3 separate regions of the Homo sapiens genome follow, and regions 2 and 3 are each linked to region 1. A link is a loop called in an ENCODE intact Hi-C map of the cell type or tissue named here. Cell type or tissue: heart right ventricle. All regions are shown on one strand. Each heading gives the region's core, and the rest is flanking DNA. Links, peaks and the distances in the headings are about the cores only. Region 1 has its middle 130 kb from the start of C11orf58. Region 2 has its middle 110 kb from the start of SOX6. Region 3 holds the start of SOX6 (SRY-box transcription factor 6).

The links. Hi-C counts contacts between places; a loop is a spot of excess contacts. Peaks named below come from ENCODE experiments on the same cell type or tissue, not always from the same donor. Only the 100,000 strongest peaks of a DNase experiment are listed, where the experiment ranks them.
Region 2: it touches region 1 in a loop (2.3-fold over the local background); 9 of 110 quality-filtered maps call a loop at or near these places.
Region 3: a loop joins it to region 1, with 2.2 times the contacts of the local background. A loop is called at or near these places in 24 of 110 quality-filtered maps.

The regions. Positions count from the first base shown.
Region 1 is chr11:16,602,853-16,608,624 of GRCh38, forward strand. It overlaps a transcript of SOX6 not described here. Among named protein-coding and RNA genes, the nearest start is that of C11orf58, 130 kb to the right of the region's middle. RefSeq lists enhancers at 4,270-4,771, 4,772-5,271. In heart right ventricle, for the core only: CTCF peaks have their summits at 619 and 3,544 (motif pointing left); DNase peaks (open chromatin) are centred at 1,249, 1,609, 3,549, 4,979 and 5 weaker places; H3K4me3 peaks cover 5,000 bases; H3K27ac peaks cover 5,000 bases.
Region 2 is chr11:16,462,431-16,468,202 of GRCh38, forward strand. It overlaps a transcript of SOX6 not described here. Among named protein-coding and RNA genes, the nearest start is that of SOX6, 110 kb to the left of the region's middle. In heart right ventricle, for the core only: no CTCF peak of the experiment used is centred there; no DNase peak of the experiment used is centred there.
Region 3 is chr11:16,354,626-16,360,397 of GRCh38, forward strand. SOX6 (SRY-box transcription factor 6) reads right to left here and starts at 1,921. Exons shown (of 16, transcript NM_001367873.1): 1 at 1,469-1,921. RefSeq lists an enhancer at 1,606-2,919. In heart right ventricle, for the core only: no CTCF peak of the experiment used is centred there; a DNase peak (open chromatin) is centred at 2,536; H3K4me3 peaks cover 845 bases; H3K27ac peaks cover 3,799 bases.

The sequences.
Region 1 (5,772 bases), core at 465-5,464:
CTCCACAAAAATACAAAAATTAGCTGGGCGTGGTGGCGTGTGCCTGTAATCCCAGTTACTCGGGAGACTGAGGCGGAAGAATCGCTTGAACCCAGGAGGCGGAGGTTACAGTGAGCCGAGATCACGCCATTGCACTCCAGCCGGGGCAACAGAGCCAGATTCCGTCTCAAATAAAAAAAGAAAAAAAAAAGAAAAGCTAACCCTGTCCCACTAAACTTGTGAAAGATTTAGGATGTTTGCTTGTTTGTTTGTTTTGAAATAAAAAAGAGTCTTCTAGTAGGTATCAGACATATCTGAGTGGCCTAGAAACAAGGGGGGAGGAGGAAGACTGATGCAAGTGCCTAATGTTGAGTGTTGAATTCCAGAGTAACTGCACAGGGTAACAGAGGGAAAGTCATGTTCATGGCTGCAGAAATCTGGTCTCTGCCAGAAAGTGCAGGCTAAAGCAGACCTGACACTGGGATCTGGGAAGCCAGGTAGGAAGCTCAAGAAACAACAAGGTACTTACTGCTCCTAAGAACCCCAGGCTGAACCAGAGTAAGATAGGGAAAGACAGTAGATCTGCCCAGGCTTTCCCACAGTGATCACTAGCAGCCCCAAGCGGCTAGGCCTGGAGGGGGAAACCAGAAGCTGCAATCAGAGCACGGATATTAACTTCTGAGAGACCTTTGGGAGTGGGGGTGGGAGGGAGCACAGAGACAGGTAAACAATCCAACCTAGAAGCATGAAGTCCCTACCCAAGCCAGGACATACAATGCCAAGCCTGGAATGGTCTTACTGGGTTGGTGCAGAGGGCCACTAGCAGCCCTCCCCCACGAGTAGGATGTGAAGAATAGGTATGTTGCCAGATTTTCTCTGCATCTCCTTTCCCCATTCAGTCTGCACTCTGCGCTGGTGTCCAGTACCCCTCTTACCAATAGTTGAACAGCCGAAAAATAAGAAGATAAAATAGGAAGAGAAGAAAAGAAAAGATTAAAAAAAAATCCAAGACAAGGCTACACTGTCACATTCTTCTCTGCCACGGCCTCCCGAGGCTGCCCTGGCAGGTTCGGCCCTCCCTCGGGAATCCTGGAACCCAGAACAGAGCTGAGCGGACCAGGTCGGCCAAGCCCGTGCCTGCGGGCCTCGGGGACGAGGTGCTGAGTGCGCAGGCTAATTATACATGTGGCATTTGGGCAGCCGACTGTCCAGTGACACCTTACCTTATGAGGAAACGTCAACCCCAGCAACTGTTCAAAACAAAATGCCATTGCGGGATCAGCTTCGCCGGCCCTTGGCCGGTTCAGGGTTGCTTTTCCCACAGCCTCTCGAACTTTGTGCAAGAATGTGGCCTAGGGAGGCCAGCCGTGCGCGGGCGGGCCGACCAAGGTTGGGGGACAGGCAGGGCAGGACTTGCCAGGTGTCCGTCCTGTCCCTCCTCGCCATGGACCAGCTCGCCGACCTGACCACTTGACCTTTTTTATTCACCAAACCCACCTCCTAGAAATAAACTGGGCGGGGCTGTGTCTGTTCTCCTCGGGACCCGGGGAAAAACCTGGACATGTGACCAGAAAGGGCAGGAGAGAGAAGACCCTAGTGGGCGGGAGTAGAGGGGCCCTCTCTCATCTCTACTCCCCCGGGTTGCTGGCTGGGCCGTGCAGCCAGGGCCAAAGCCCGGCCGCAGGAGTACGCGGCTAGCACCGGCGCCCGGGACGCGGACGTCATCCGAGCGCCCATTGACAGTACAGCGGGAGGTCCGGAGCCCAGCCCAGTTTGCCGCAAGGACGGCTTCGGGCCACCTCTAGCCCTAAACTTCAAGCGCGGCCCTCACAGGGTCTCACACACAAAAGCAGCCCAGGACAGCCCATCTCGCTAACAGCCCAGCCCCGCCAGTTCAGTCGAAGACTTATTTTTAGTCCCCAAATAGGGGCTGCATTCAATATCTGACAATTCACACAAAACAACATTTTCAAACTTGGTCCGCCTAAGAGACCGTAAATAAAACTCAAAACAAGCTGGCGACTGCCACCTTTTATCTGCTCCGAACACACCAATTCTTTTTATCTTAAAGCTCTGCGGAGCGCCGGGGAAGCAGCCCGGCACCGAGCTAATCTGCCCTCAGCAGCCCCGGGCCGCTCCTCCCGGCATCGGAGCACAACCCCAGCAGCCTTTGCACAAGCCCTTTCCCTTCTCTGCCCGGCCCTTTAAGGGAGAAGGAAGAAAGCAGCTCCCGCGGGAGCGGCCGGGCTCGGGCTGGGTCCCGGGGCGGGTGGCAGCACCGCCCCCTGCCCTGGGCCGAGCCCGGGAGCAGCGGACCGCGGCCCCGGCTGCAGAGGAACGGCGGGTGGCGGGGCCCCGGCAGGGCGCCGAGAAGGACGGAGGGCGCCGGCTGGGCTCAGGGACGCGGGGCGGGGAAGAAACGTGCCGGCGACCGTGCGCTCGGCCGGGTGACTCCCTGGCGAAGTCCGCGCCCGGCGGGGCTGAACTACCCCTCGCCCCCGCTCCCGCCAGGTCAGGCACCACTGCCCTCGCGGCCAGGGTAAAGAGGACCACAGATCAGTCAGCCTTGGATTTCGGATGGGCTTGGAATTCGGTTTGTTTATTCCTGAAAAGATCATTAAAAAGTACTGTCCAAAAACGGGGGGAGGGGGAAGGAAGGGCGACAAGCGGAGGGAGCTGGAGGCAACTCGAGCGGTGTCCCGAAAAAGTTGCGGCGGAGCGGCGGTGGGGTGAGGGTGGGAGGAGGGAGCGCAAGCGTTTTCTAGCGACCCGGGTTTTCTTCATGAACTCCTCCGAGTAAACTTTATCCCGGCGAGAGAGCGGCGGAGATCCTCGACTCCCGCCCGCCCTCAACCAGTGTCAACCCCACAAACAGCCTAAGTTTCCAAACCGAAATGGGGGTGGGGTGGGGGTAGCATTAAGAAGCCCAGAAGCTCAGCGGGTCCTCCCGACCTCCCGCACCCAGAGCCTGGGTGACACTGAAGCGCTCCGAACACTGTGGCGTCTCAGTCACACAGCGAATCAACCCAACACTTTTCAAGAAAACAAAATATTTGCTAGGAAACTTACTTTGCATTTAGTCTCTATTCTTTGGGGGATGCGGTTTAGGTCGGCTCGCAAGGGAAGCCCGTTTTGTCCAGGTTGGATATTGTCTACGTATGGATCAGCCCTTGGATGAGGGTTTATTTTAATTTATGGCTTATGCATTCTTTTAAGGTCGATTTACATGACCTCCGGCTACAACTAAGACAGCCGAGGAGGGCACTCCAGTCGTCAGTCGGCCAAACCCACAATTAAAACAGCCCTCCCCCTAGTCTCGGTGTGACTAGGGCTCTCCCGGGGTAGGCTAGCTGCCTGCCTTTCTCTTTCTCTCTTCTCTCTTTACTTCCCTCTTTTTTCTTTTTTTTTTTTCCTTTATATCTTTCTTTTTTTAGTATCGCGAAATAAGAGGTGGTATCAGTTTTTTAAAAGTTTCAGTGTAACTTTCTCTAAACCCAAGCCTGCGGCGGTAACAAGAGATACAGCGCTCACAAAGCCCTCGGGATGTTGCCCTCTTGTGGGCACGGAGGGCATTACCGCCTAGCGGTCCCATCTGAACCTTCAAAGCCGACACGCATTTGCTTTCACAGAACGAGGAGGGATGACTACACACGCAGCCACAAAAGCTTCCTCTATCACACACTTGAGCGAACTTCAATGAAATACCTACCTCGAACTTCACGGAGACTTACAAATTCATTCTCTAAGCCACCTGACTTCTTTTTCACATCATTCCCAATTATATAGATTAGAATACCAATGCGGGGAGGCGGAGGTGGAGGAGTGAGGTGGGCCGAGAGGGCAGACAGATTTCCGGACGAATACTTAGGATGGCGATAACAGCTTTCTGTTGTCAAAGGTTGCGTTGTGTCCCTGTCCCTGCCCTTTTGCCTTAATGTCCTACGCACAGTTATCTACGGCTACAACATGTGTTTTCTCAGGGTGGATTTTTTGGAGGGGAGGTGAAGGGGAGAAAAACAGACCCCCGCCACGCAGATCTGTCACTCCGGAACAAGGCGCAACTCTCCAAGAGGGGGACGCATCCTCGGGATCAGCGCGTCCACCAGCGAGCGGCGGGCGCCCGGGCCCCTTTCTCTCCCTCCACTCCCCCTCCGCGTCGGCCCCTCGGAGCGCCCTCCTCCCGCTCCTCCTCCTCCTTTCCCCTCCCCAGCCAAGTACGCAAACCCGCCCCGGCCCGGCAGCCGCGGCTCCCGGCCACCCGCGCCCTCTCGGGGCTCCGCTCGCTCGGCTCTCGTCCCTCTGCCTGTCCTGCCCCAGCCCCTCGGTCCCAGCTCACAGAAACTAACCCTGGAGTGCCCGGAAGGGCAGGAGCGGAAGACGCCGGGGGACGGCGGCCCGGCCCTGGGCTCCTGCCCCCTGCCCCCTCCGGCGCCCCAACAGGTAGCTCACAGCGGGCCGCGCGCCCTGGCTCTGCCTCCCTCGCTCTCGAGATCGCTCGCTCCGTCCCGGTTACCTGGGCGGGCTCCAGGATGGTACCGCGCGGGAGGGCTCCTTGTGCGCTGCGCCGCAGGAGTAAATGGCATTAAAGAAAAAGGGAAAGATACAAATAAAAAAAATTAAAAGGAAGGGGAGTCGGTGCTAGGTCAATTGTCACAGTCCGGGGAGCAAGGGAACAGAACCCCCCAGCGCCGCGGCCGGCGTAGCCCGTTAACTCAAGTCTGCGGGGGTGTCCCGCCCCGGGTGGGGGCAGCGCAGAGCGGCAGAAGTTTGCCGCCGGGGTTCCAGGAGGTGCGCGCGGAGCGGGGTGACTAGGGGCTTCACCCTGGAACAAGTGAAGGCGATGGTTAGTGCTGTCAATCTTGGCAATCAGTGTGAGCGGCCATGTCGTAAGTATTCAAAGCATTTCCCGTCGTGCAACATCAGAAAGTGAGTGGCCAGGGCATTGATCTGAGCGAGGGAGAGGAGGCTGGGCTCCCCTCCCAGACAACACAGGCAAGATGAGACAAGAGGCGAGGGAGGCAGCGAGCCAGGCAGAGAAGCTGGGAGGGAGGAGGGCGGGCCGGGGGAAGAAGGAGGGGAGAGCGGGAGGCAAAGGCAAGAGAGAGCCGCAAAGAGAGAGGAGGGCAGAGACATCGGCGAGACCAGAGGTTGGAACTGGGGAAAGCGCCTGGAAAGAGACGGTGAAGCAACTACTAGGGGAGAACTGGAAGGAGACAAAGAAGAGAGAAAGTCGGGGTCAGAGGAGAATGGGGACAAGTACTAGGTGGGGGAGAGGCAGGCTGAGGGGAAAACGACCAAAAGAGCTCTATTGGGGCTAGGGCTGCTGGGAGGAGGAGTCAGGAGAAAGGCAAACTGTAGCGTGGAAAAGGTAGGCAACTCGGGGAGAAAAAAAAGGAGCAAACTGGAGAAAGTGAGGAAGTCAAATGGTAAAGGAAAATGTATGAATGGTAGCTTGTGCTTTGGAAAAGTTAGGTGACAGAAGGAGGCATGGGCTGAATGTTGAGAAGTACTAAGAGATAGAACTGGACCACAAAAGCGAGTCACGAGACAAACGGAGAAGGGGAAGGACAGGCAGGCCAGGGAGAAGACAAGAAGGGTGGATATTAGGATGAACAATAAGAAGGATGAAGGAAAACGAAAAAAAGAAGTAGTCAAAAGAGAGAAAAGAAAGAGATGAAGGAAGCAGAGATGATGAAAACACACCACTTAGTAGGATCTCAGCAAATGGGGGAAGAGAAACATTTTAAACGATGGAGGAGGAGGCGTTGAAAAAAAAAAAAGAAAAAGCAATTC
Region 2 (5,772 bases), core at 345-5,344, 140 kb before region 1:
CTACTTCCTGTTTGACCTAATCACATCCACAAAGTGTTTACTCTCATCATGCTTACGTTTCCTCCTTTCCTGGAAAGCAGAACGGAAAGGCAGAGTAAAGTTTTTTTAAAGATGGCATAAGGAATAAAAAGACATGAAAATGGTCAAAAGCATTATGCAAAAACAAAACAATTCCTCTCAATTGTATTTATTAATAACAATGAAAAAAATTAATCAGCACAACTGGGGTCACTGCTAAAAGACCAAACCAAGCCCCTGTGCCTGGCACCTGCCAGGCTAAGTGCTCCTTTGGTTGAGCCCAACTCCTCCCACAGTGACACACTTCTCCTCCAGGAAAAAAACTCAGCAGGGCAGGCAACAATCACTCTGTCCATTACTGAAAGTCAACTTAGCAGCCCAAGGACCAGATTAAGGGTCAGTTGCAGAGAAAGAGGGAGAGAAGTGCACTCTCTTTGAGTAGGAGAAACAGAAACCTAAAAATCAAGACCCTGGAATCTGTATTTCTAGAGAGAACTATCACCATAAGATGGTTGCAATATTCCAATAGGATGAGAAAAGGACTAGGCAGGCCTTTTTCATGGCATTCAGCCTCAGACTAAGATATAACACTTCTAGGGCCAAATATTTGAGGTGCTCTGAAACAGCTCAACCTGTGAAAATTTTATCAGATAAATTTGTAATTGAGAATATTCTAAATGAAATAAAACCCTGCTGGTGTACCGGAATGGGAACAAATTGGTTCCAAACTCAGATCAACTGTTTAAATCCCAGTTCTGCCTTTTTCTTCCTTTCATTCATTCCTTCCTTGTCTTTATATATTTTTTGTTCATTTACTCATTCTTTCAACAAACATTTATTGGGAACATACTATACATCAGGCACTGTGCTAGAAACTCCATATACAAGTTTGAACAAAACAGTCATGGTCTCTTCCCTGACAGAGCTTTTAGACTAGTGTAGAGACTACACATTAAATAAATATACAAATATGTGATAAATACCAATCATTTTAAGTGCTAAGAAGGCAAAAAAGAAATCAGAATTTAGAGAAACCAACTGGGTATTGCAGGGGAGGAAGCTATCTTACAATAGAGTTGAAAGGATTAAAAACAACATGTAAGTGCTTAGCACAATGTCTAGCACATACAGGTTCTTAACACAAGCAGCAACTGTTTTTTGGTTAACTTCTCTATGCCAAGTATAGACCCTCGACTGTCTATTCTCTCCCATTCTTTCCCCACCACAGAAACTTGGAAGTGTTGGAGCACTGTTAGGTACTATTGTGGGAGAGGTGCAGGCTGTTCCCTCTAGATATTTCAAATTGCTTCACAGCTGGCCATTCTAACAGTCTTATATATAATCATAACTTCAACCAATCCACAACCTTCTTTCAGGCATATTTGAGTTTTATCTTTTGTGTAGTATCCTTGAGATAATTTATAAACTTTACCTTTTTGGTTCAGTTGGATATTTATCCCTTTTATCCCTAAGTTAAATTACACTCAACAAATGACCAACATCAACAATTGAGATGAACTCATTCTGTGTGGAAGAAATGCCAGAGAAACACAACTAGGGACATCCCTGATGGTTATAACTTTATGGTTATACAGGATATCTCACTGTAAGAGATCTTTCTAAAAAATTTAAAATTCTCCTTTTAAGATCAAGATTATTTCTCTATCCTGTTCTTAGAGAGCAAATATTCAGTAAGCCTTAAAATTTCACAAATCCCAATTCAAGTTTAGTAAACTGCTGGCCCAATAAAGACTATAATTTCTTTCTAATTATCCTATCTTCATCACCCCCAAAATAGTAAAACTAATTCCAACAGTTCCTTAGTTTCTTTGATTGCCCAAAGTGGACTAGAGTGCCTTTAGTTTATATAAGAAACCCAATCAGTACTCTTCAGTTCTTAATCAAAAAGGTGACCCTGCATACAATTTAAGATACATGTCTTGGGTACTATCACACAACTCAGCACATAGCATACAGACTAATTAGAAACAATCTCTTTCTAAATGAAAAAAAAAAGGAAGGACAGAAGGGAGGGGAGAAAGGAAAAGGAAGGGGAAGGGAAAAAGGAGAAAGAATATTCATTACACTGTAAGTCACTTGTCAGAAAAATGATTCCAAAGAGTTTCCCAACCCCCAAAACTAAAAACATCATATACCACATTAGAAACCTAATTCACCTGATTATTTGATCTATCAGATATAAAGATGCTTCTTGGTCATAGTTACAATGAATGAGAACTTTCTAAAGGTCTCCAATATACAATATCAGAGTGTAATACATAGATGATTATTTTCATACACATCTATATTAATCTTTACCGAGAGAAAGCAAAATTGTTCTCATTGGTTTTTACCAAGTAGGCACACATTTCCTAAAATTCCTAAAGTTGTACTTAGAAGGCACTGAGTTGAAATAAATAAACTTTACATAAATCAGGGGGGAAAAACTGTAGAACTCCTTTTACATTGGTATTGTCTGATCCGAACAAGTATTTCCACATCTTAAAAAAGTCCTCAAATCCATTTTGTGATTCTACAAAAATCTCTTATTTCAATCATTTACTGTTTAACTTATCTCTCTGCCTTTTTCTCCTCTTCTTAATTACTGCAATGAAGTAGGAGGAACAGGTATTTCCTCCATTTGTTCAACCACATTGTCTCAAAAACTCCAAGGCCCTCAAAGTTTTCTGACACTCAACTCTCTTGTTTATACCCACACTTTTCATGTCTGACTTTCTCAGCCTTCTCCCAGATATTGCCATTTAGTTATCTGTCCTGTGACTACAATTCCAGGGAAAAACTCTAACTAGTCACAAAGTCAACATAAACAGTGGCTTCCACATACTGCCTCTGCCAGGACAAATCTCAGAATGTTTTAATCCCTTAAAACTGCCAGCTGTCCAATGAGCATACACTTACTACTATGTCAGATATCAAAATATGTGAGATCAATCTCACCTTTAAAACAATCCATTCTGATTAATGATTCTACTATATATATATAATAATGGAAAAAAATACATCTGGATTTCTTCATTTTGTTCAGTGAAACATCAGAATACTAGTGGCTGTAATTAAAACTAAGTGATAGGCTTGTCACCAGCCTGCCTTAGTTTTAAGGAAAGAAAGAATCTATATTCTGCCCAACACAGGCATTTATAGGAGTGGAGACTTGGGTTCCATTAATGCTGTTGCTTAATTATCTACGATGTCAGGATAAAAAAGGGAAAAACAATTAACTGTAAAACATACCTTTTGTTGTGCTTGTGTGCTCCAAAGGTATAAAATAGCCCAGAGGTGAAATAAAAATAGAAAATCTGCTTTTATTAATGAATTCATTCACTTAAGTTTATATCAAACTGTGTGAGCTGAAAAGAAAGAGAAAGAGCTAACTCCAGTACAGTTTGTATCCAAAGAAAACTCCACCCACATAAACTCTCTAGTAACATAACAAGTTTTAAGTCCTTGGGGTAGAGACCATCTCTTCTTCTTTTGTAAGCACTGTGCCAAGCCTATAGTGCTAAGCAAATAATAATAATAACAAGCATTACATCACATGAACAAACTTTTTTGAATAATTAAACATTAAGAATATTCTCTTTTGCCAGTTATCTATAAAAGGTGATGTTTTGGAAATTATTCTTTTTATACTGTCATTGCCTCATGTCTTTGAATACCTCCAGCAATAAATATGTAAGTCATACTCAGAGAGAGAATACACAAAATGCTTTACCTTTATTGGCAATCTTTAACTCACATTTTTATGCTTTGGAGCTAGCAAAAATTTGGTGAAATTATAATCATTTTTACCAATATTACAAAATAACATAAAATATGAACTTGAGATAAAACTATATGCTGAGAGTGACACATTTCACTTATTAATCTTTATAAGCTGAATAGTTACTAAAATATTTCTATCTAAAAACCTGAGTAATCAATGACTTCACTTTTTCCTGAATTATAGACAGACTGTATTTCACATCTTATAGATCACTGTTATAAAATAAAAGCAAAAATTGACAAATGTGATCTAATTAAAGAGCTTCTGTGCAACAAAAGAAACTATCGACAGAGTAAACAGACAATCTACAGAATGGGGGAAGATTTTTGAAAACTATACATCTGATAAAGGTTTAATATCCACCATCTATTAGGAACTTAAACAAAATTACAAGAAAAAAAAAAACAAACAACTCCGGCCGGGCGCGGTGGCTCACGCCTGTAATCCCAGCACTTTGGGAGGCCGAGGCAGGCGGATCACGAGGTCAGGAGATCGAGACCATCCCGGCTAAAACGGTGAAACCCCGTCTCTACTAAAAATACAAAAAAATTAGCCGGGCGTAGTGGCGGGCGCCTGTAGTCCCAGCTACTTGGGAGGCTGAGGCAGGAGAATGGCGTGAACCCGGGAGGCGGAGCTTGCAGTGAGCCGAGATCCCGCCACTGCACTCCAGCCTGGGCGACAGAGCGAGACTCCGTCTCAAAAAAAAAAAAAAAAAAAAAAAACAACTCCATGAAAAAGTGGGCAAAGGACATGAACAGACACATCTCAAAAGAAAACGTACATGTGGCCAACAATCATATGAAAAAAAAGTTCAACATCACTGATCATTAGAGAAACGCAAATCAAAACAATAGGATACCATCTTATATCAGTAAGAATGGCTATTATTAAAAAGTCAAAAAATAACAGATGCTGGTAACTTTGTGGAGAAAAAGGAATGCTTATACACCGTTTGGGGAGTGTAAATTAGTTTAACCATTGTGGAAGACAGTGTGACGATTCCTCAAATACCTAAAGACAGAAATACCATGCAACCCAGCAATCCCATTACTGGGTATGTACCCAAAGGAATATAGGTCATTCTATTATAAAGACACATGCATGCATATGTTAATTGCAGCACTATTCACAATAGCAAGGACAAGAAATCAACCTAAATGACTATCAACGATAGACTGAATAAATAAAATGTGGTACATACACACTATGGAATACTATGCAGCCATAAAAAGAATGAGATCATGTCCTTTGCAGGACATGGATGGAGCTGGAGGCCATTATCGTTGGCAAACTAATGCAGAAACAGAAAACCAAATACCACATATTCTTACTTAAAAGTGAGAGCTAAGTGATGAGAACACATGGACACATAGAGGGGAACAACACACACTGGGGCTTATCAGAGGGCAGAAGGTGGGAGAAGGAAGAGGATCAGAAAAACTAGCTGATGGTACTTGGGTTAATACCTGGAGGATGAAATAATCTGTACAACAAACCCTCATGACACAAGTTTACCTATGTAATAAACCCTGCACATGTACCCCTGAACTTAAAAGTTAAAAACAAACAAACAAACAAACAAAAAGACATGCTAAAGGTTAAATAACAACAAAAAAGCCAGCTATGCCCAATTAGTGTATTTATTGACACTTCTTCACTTCTTTATATGTGAGACCACCACTAAGCTTAAATAATGGCTTTATTTCCCCTTCTCTACATGCACTTAGTTCCTTTCAATATTAATGAAAGCTATGTAATAATACTGGAAGATGATTAAGCTTATCTTCTTGGTTAGAAACAAGTTCAGAAAGCAGCTTTTTAGGGAAATATTCAAATTTATTAGCAGCTCTTAGAAAATTGCCCCCAACCACCACATTGTTTCCAATCTCAAGTTAAAAAGAAGTTTTCTCCATCGGGCACTGAATCACTTTAATGTTGACTCTTGTGCAACTCTACTCCACCTTCAAATG
Region 3 (5,772 bases), core at 568-5,567, 250 kb before region 1:
AAACCACCTATTATTAACCTCTTTCCTTGATTTTCAACTAAAACGGTCCAAGTATTTGGAGACTGTAACCCATTTGCTCAGAATTAATTTTTAAACAGAAGCAGCCTTGCAGTATACTAAAATTGCTACCAGAGCTTAAATTAACTTGACAATAAATAAAAAGTCTGAGCTACCCTATCCTATGAAATACATGAATACCTTTCAAAGCCTGATTATTTTCTTGTCCCCTGGCCCAACACTAAATGTTCCAAAATGTTACTTGTTTCACACAATTTTTTTTTATTTCTAAATCAGGTCTAAAATCAAGTTGCTACTAGTGTGCTAAAGAACCCCAGCACATTCTCATGAGCTGATTGAAAGCAGCTTACCTTAAAATTCTCCTCTCACAATTCACTTTAGAAAATCAACTTGAGGAGTCATAGATTTGCTAGACTAACTGTTTGGTATTCTGGTCAATTCATTATCACAAAATAGGTATTATTAACTGTACCACAGCTTAGAACAATGACACACTATTCCATGTGTAGTTTGAGATCACTATTTCCACAATTTGAAGCTGAAAGTTCCATCATCAAGATAAACTTGCCTAAAGACCAAACTCACAAACAATAAGGTATCTAGGAAAGCTGGATAAGGAAAGAAACAAATTAATATTTTGAACTTTGACAGGCATGATGGAAAACAAATTCAAGGTGTGTGTTACTCAGAAAAATTCAAAAGAAATGTATCGCAGAATAAAAAGGAGTAAATTGAAAAGCATTGATAAAGCACTATTTTTAATGCACTTGCCAATCATCAATTTAATTTACTATAGTTTTATATAAATAATACTTTCAATACATAGTTATAGCATTAAATACTATAAATCTCAATGTAATACCAGTCTTGCTTAGTTATAGCAGCTTATGAACATTAATAATTTTAAGTTTTTACTAAAAACACATCAGCAATTACCCAGTGGTCTGCTTGTCAGTTGTGTTTCTTTGAAATGTTTATTATGATTAAATATTTTCATTAGTAAAAACATCTTTTACCATAGTGCATAAAATACCTTATCAGATGCAGCATATATTAGAAACTAGCCGTGTATATTGGAAAGATTGATTTTATTGAAAAGATTCATGTAGGGAATCTATGATTCCTCATAGATAATAGTACTCAGGACCTTAGATTATACAGAAAAAATAATCACATGTTAAAAATCTACGAGATGCTACAAATAAAGGTATGCATATTCAACCCTCAGGAAAACCAAATCTGTTTTTAAATAGTCTGTTGCAATTCCCTAGCAAGATTACAAATGTCATGCAAAAATGCTTTTCAAGTTATTACCTTATTACCATAACATAAGCTTTTCTTAACAAGCCATCATCCCACCCAATCAGGTAGGCTTTGAAGTTAGAAAAATTAAAAGGTAAAGTAATACAGCCAAGACCTGTGACAGCTAAAGGAAGCACAAATCACTCACATGAAGTGGCTGCTCTTCCACTCTTCAATCCGGCTTTCTCTTACCACATCAGCCAGAACTTCAGAACTTGAGGGCATAACACCTTTGACACCTTCCCAAATCACAAGAAACCTCTGACTGCCAACCAAAAAAAAAAAAAACCCAACCCCACAGCTAATTAATCTCTGCCAAGTCTCAGGCTACCAATTGTAGCCATAACTTTAAGCAACATCTAATTTGCTAAACAAAACACTGTTAACTTTGTTCAACAATTAAAGGAGTTAAAAACATAAAAGTAAATGAAAGAAGTGAAATCTCTTGGCCTGTTGGGAGATACAGTACCCCACATACCTTCTGCCACTGCTGCTACAGTTAAGCAAACTTTACAAGCTAGTCAAGCCATCATCCAATAGAGCCTATTTGCTGAGCAACAGTGGAGCTTTGTGGTTTGCCTCACAGTTGACAGTAAGTTATGAGCCCTTTGTGAGCACAGGGGAAGGAAAACAGAGATCGGAATTTGGCAGGAAAATATAATACAGAATTCTCCTGTCTATGGAACCTGAATTTTTGTGAAAACAATCAAGCATTGTTGAAAGAAAGAAAAGCAACTTTGACAGATGAAATATAGAGGGGCCCCTTTTAGGAAAACAGTAAACAAAGCGCCATTCAGGCCAGGTCCATTCTGTCATTTATAAAGATAGTTTCTTCTGTGTGGTGAGAGTTTACAGCAAAGAGTTCAGATTCAACAAATCAAGTGTAAAATCTCCCACAGTCCCCATTAAAAAAGCCTGCTAGGAAAAGACAGGAATGCCAAAGAGAAAAATATCACAAGTTTTTCTGTTTGGTAGAGAGGATACAATAAGTAGATGGGGTGAAAGGGACTCTAAGAGAAGTCTGAAAGACAAGCCAAAAAACTAACAATTGTTAATTATAAAAGGCTAATTTTGTCAGAGACAGGAAAAGAGGAGGACACTGGAGATCACTCAATAGAAATATGAAAGGAAGAAGCCATTCTTCATCATTGTTGGAGAACTATGTCTCTATTTCTCCAGGCTGGACCTCATGAGGTCATCATTGGCACGAAAGGCTCAAAAACTTGGGCTTGGTACTACTATAGTTTGGCCATCTGGAATGTCAGCACACAGTGCACTACTTTCTCCAAAGTATCTTAATTCCTCTTTCCAAAAATAGGCACCCTGGCCAGCTTTAGTCACCCAGACTGGAAAATGTACAGCACAGAATGAAATGAAAAGCATTTTTGTTTTCTCACCCTCCTCAACTAGAAATACGATTTCTGTGCGGGAGAATTAAGGAAGAGGGGCCCAGAGCACTGAAGCTCTGATTTACAGAGCCTATTTCTGCTATGCGTACGGTCGGCAATTGTTAGTACTTATAACCAACTGAGTTTTGGGCATCCATGGAATTCTTAAAGACGTATGTCTTTTCAGCCAACACAGTCATTGTTAATGCTTTAAAGAATAAAAAAGAGGGACCACAAGCCAATAAAGTCACAATTAGAATCAAATGACACATTGCTTGCACATCATTTGGAAAACATGTATAAAACTACTTGGTTTTTGCTACACCCAGCTAAAGTGACAGCCTTCGCTGTGTGTTAATCTGGAATCAAACCAAGCCACACCTAAACAAATAATGCTTAGTAGATGCAAAATAATACGGATTCTTTTATTTAGACTACCCAAACAATTTATTTCACCAACGAAATCCCATAATAACTAGCTACATTTTAAACATTCCTTTTAAAACAAAGCCCACAAAATGCTGAAGTGTGCCCATAGGTCAAGAATAATAAAAGCAAGCATGCATATGGATTCAATGCTGCAGATTTATTCAGCATTGGTTAATGGTTTCTATAGAGATTGATGTCAATCTCTCTGGCCTTTCTTGTGTCAACAGTAAGTTACAACAAGAAAGATCGTGGCTTTTGCCTTTGATTAGAAGAGGTATCTTTCTCTAGTTGACTGAAGGTCACAGCATTTGCAACATGTGCTCACTTATTACAGCTCCCATGCAGAATGTATACATAAAAAGCTGATTTACTCCCCAAAAAGGGCCAGAGCCATAGTGAACAAAAGATGACTCTGACCACATTAGATGGTTTTCTTTTCAAATAAATTCAGTCCTGATAAACCATTAAACATCAGCACATTACTAATAAAACTATAACTAGGAGACATCCTTCCACTCTGCCATTCTCCTGCCATCAACGACTTTCAAAATTATAGAATGCCAGGACAAATCATTACATTGTTTTACCTTAAAAATATATTTTACAAGAAAATTCTCAATTTTATTATGAAAGAACAAATAGTTCTACCAACAGGAAAGTGTTACAGCAAACAAACAGGGTAACTAAGGGGAAACCCAGTTGGTTTGAACATCTAGCAGCTGAACAGAACACAACATGACTAAAATATACATATATGCACATCGATTCATGTGGCAGAGCATCAACTTATGCCCCAATTACTGGTCTAGAAAGAACACCTAAATAAGAAGTGTTTGGAGAAATTATCTGGAAGACAGGCCATAAGAGGGAAAGAAATTAGCAGGATTTTTCTCAATAAGCTTCCTTTCAAGTAGTAGATATTTTGCCACAGTGTTCTGAAGGAAACAGAATCATGGTTTGACCTGAAAGAGAAAGAAAAGAAAATCCCTTTTCTCTGGCCTCAATTCTTTATCTGTAAAATGAGGTATGTTTCTAACACTGAAATTTTATTAGCCTATGACTCTAAGGCAATCCTAATAGGAGAAATACTAAAATTGGCTTGTGAACCAGAGAAGTTGCCAGTTCTGTGTCTACTACCTCTTTTATTTAGCCTACAAATATTTACTGACTACCTGCACTGTGTCAAGTACCATACTGACTGCCAGACAGACATACAGAGGCATATAAATAAGACAGCAACTTCCCATAGTCCACAGTCTAGCAAGAAATATAAATGGAAAATAAACCATTGAAAAGTGATAGGATAAGAAACCAGGTACTAGAGAGATATATTGTAGGAGCCCAGAAGAAGGAACAAATACCTCATTTTGGAGGGATCAGAGACATTACAGAAGACTCACTTAACCGGGTCCTCAGAACGAGAAGTTTGTCTGGTGGAACTAAAAAAAAAAAGGACATTCCAAGATGTGCAAGGGCTGAGACTTATAAAAGAATATGGTTACATTCCAAGAAGAGGAAGAACTTTGAAGTGACTGAACTATGGAGTGCATGGTGGGAAGTAGCAGGAAAAATATCTAGTAGGACAGAATGACAACAGATTGGAAAGGATTTCAAATGCAATTCAAAATAGTTTGGGTTTTATCCTCTGGGAAATAGGAAATCATTGGATTAACATAGGGAGTAGTAGGTCTGAATTTCCCTTATGAAAAAAAAATCTCCAGTGGCCTTAGGAAGGATGACTCATCCAAAAGGTTGTATATATGTTTATGCTCCTGTCATTTGTATTTATCTGTGCCTACCTGTCCTTTTCTTATCTTGTCCTTGGTGTTCTGCTCGACATGTGATACTGACCAGTTCCTCTCTACCTCTACGTTCTTTCAAGTCTCCATTTTAAGTCTCTACAAATGCCACTGATAAATGTTGTTGAAAGAAGGTAGATGAAGCGAGTAGGGAACGAAGAGGAGGAAATAATATGAATAATCACAAAGGAAATATCAAAGAAGAAGAGAGAAGTTATACTAATAAAAATAACAACCTAATGGCTAATGGTACTGAGTGCATACTATGCGACAAGCTCATTACTTTATGCTTCACAGTACCTCATTAAATCTCAAAACAACCCCACAACAAAGCTACCAATTTATCCCCATTTGCAGATGAGCTAAGTGAGGCTTAGAAGTGGTTAAGTAATTTGACTATGGTTACAAAGTAAATGAGAGAGAAGAGATTCAAGTGAGTCCTGTCTGACTCCAAATCCCATGCTTTTAACTTTTACACTATACTTCTAATGATATCAGTTACTGAATGTTAACCATGTGTCAAAAACTATCCTAGCTGCTTTGCACAGGCTATGTCTAAGACCTACAATAATCTTAAAAAGTAAATATCATTGTCCCCCATTTCACAGAAGAGAAGGGAGACTGAGTAGCTGATCTAAAGTTGTACAACTAGTAAGAGGCATCACCAGAGTTTGGGTGGTGATGCCTAGTCTGTTTGGATGCACCCTTTCCACTACATTATGATGTGTATATATTCTGATTCTTTCCTTCCCTACAGAACTCTTCCCCATCTCTACATTTCCAGACTCTACCTTCAAGGCTCAGCTAATATCTTACTTCTTCCAGAAGCCTGTCCA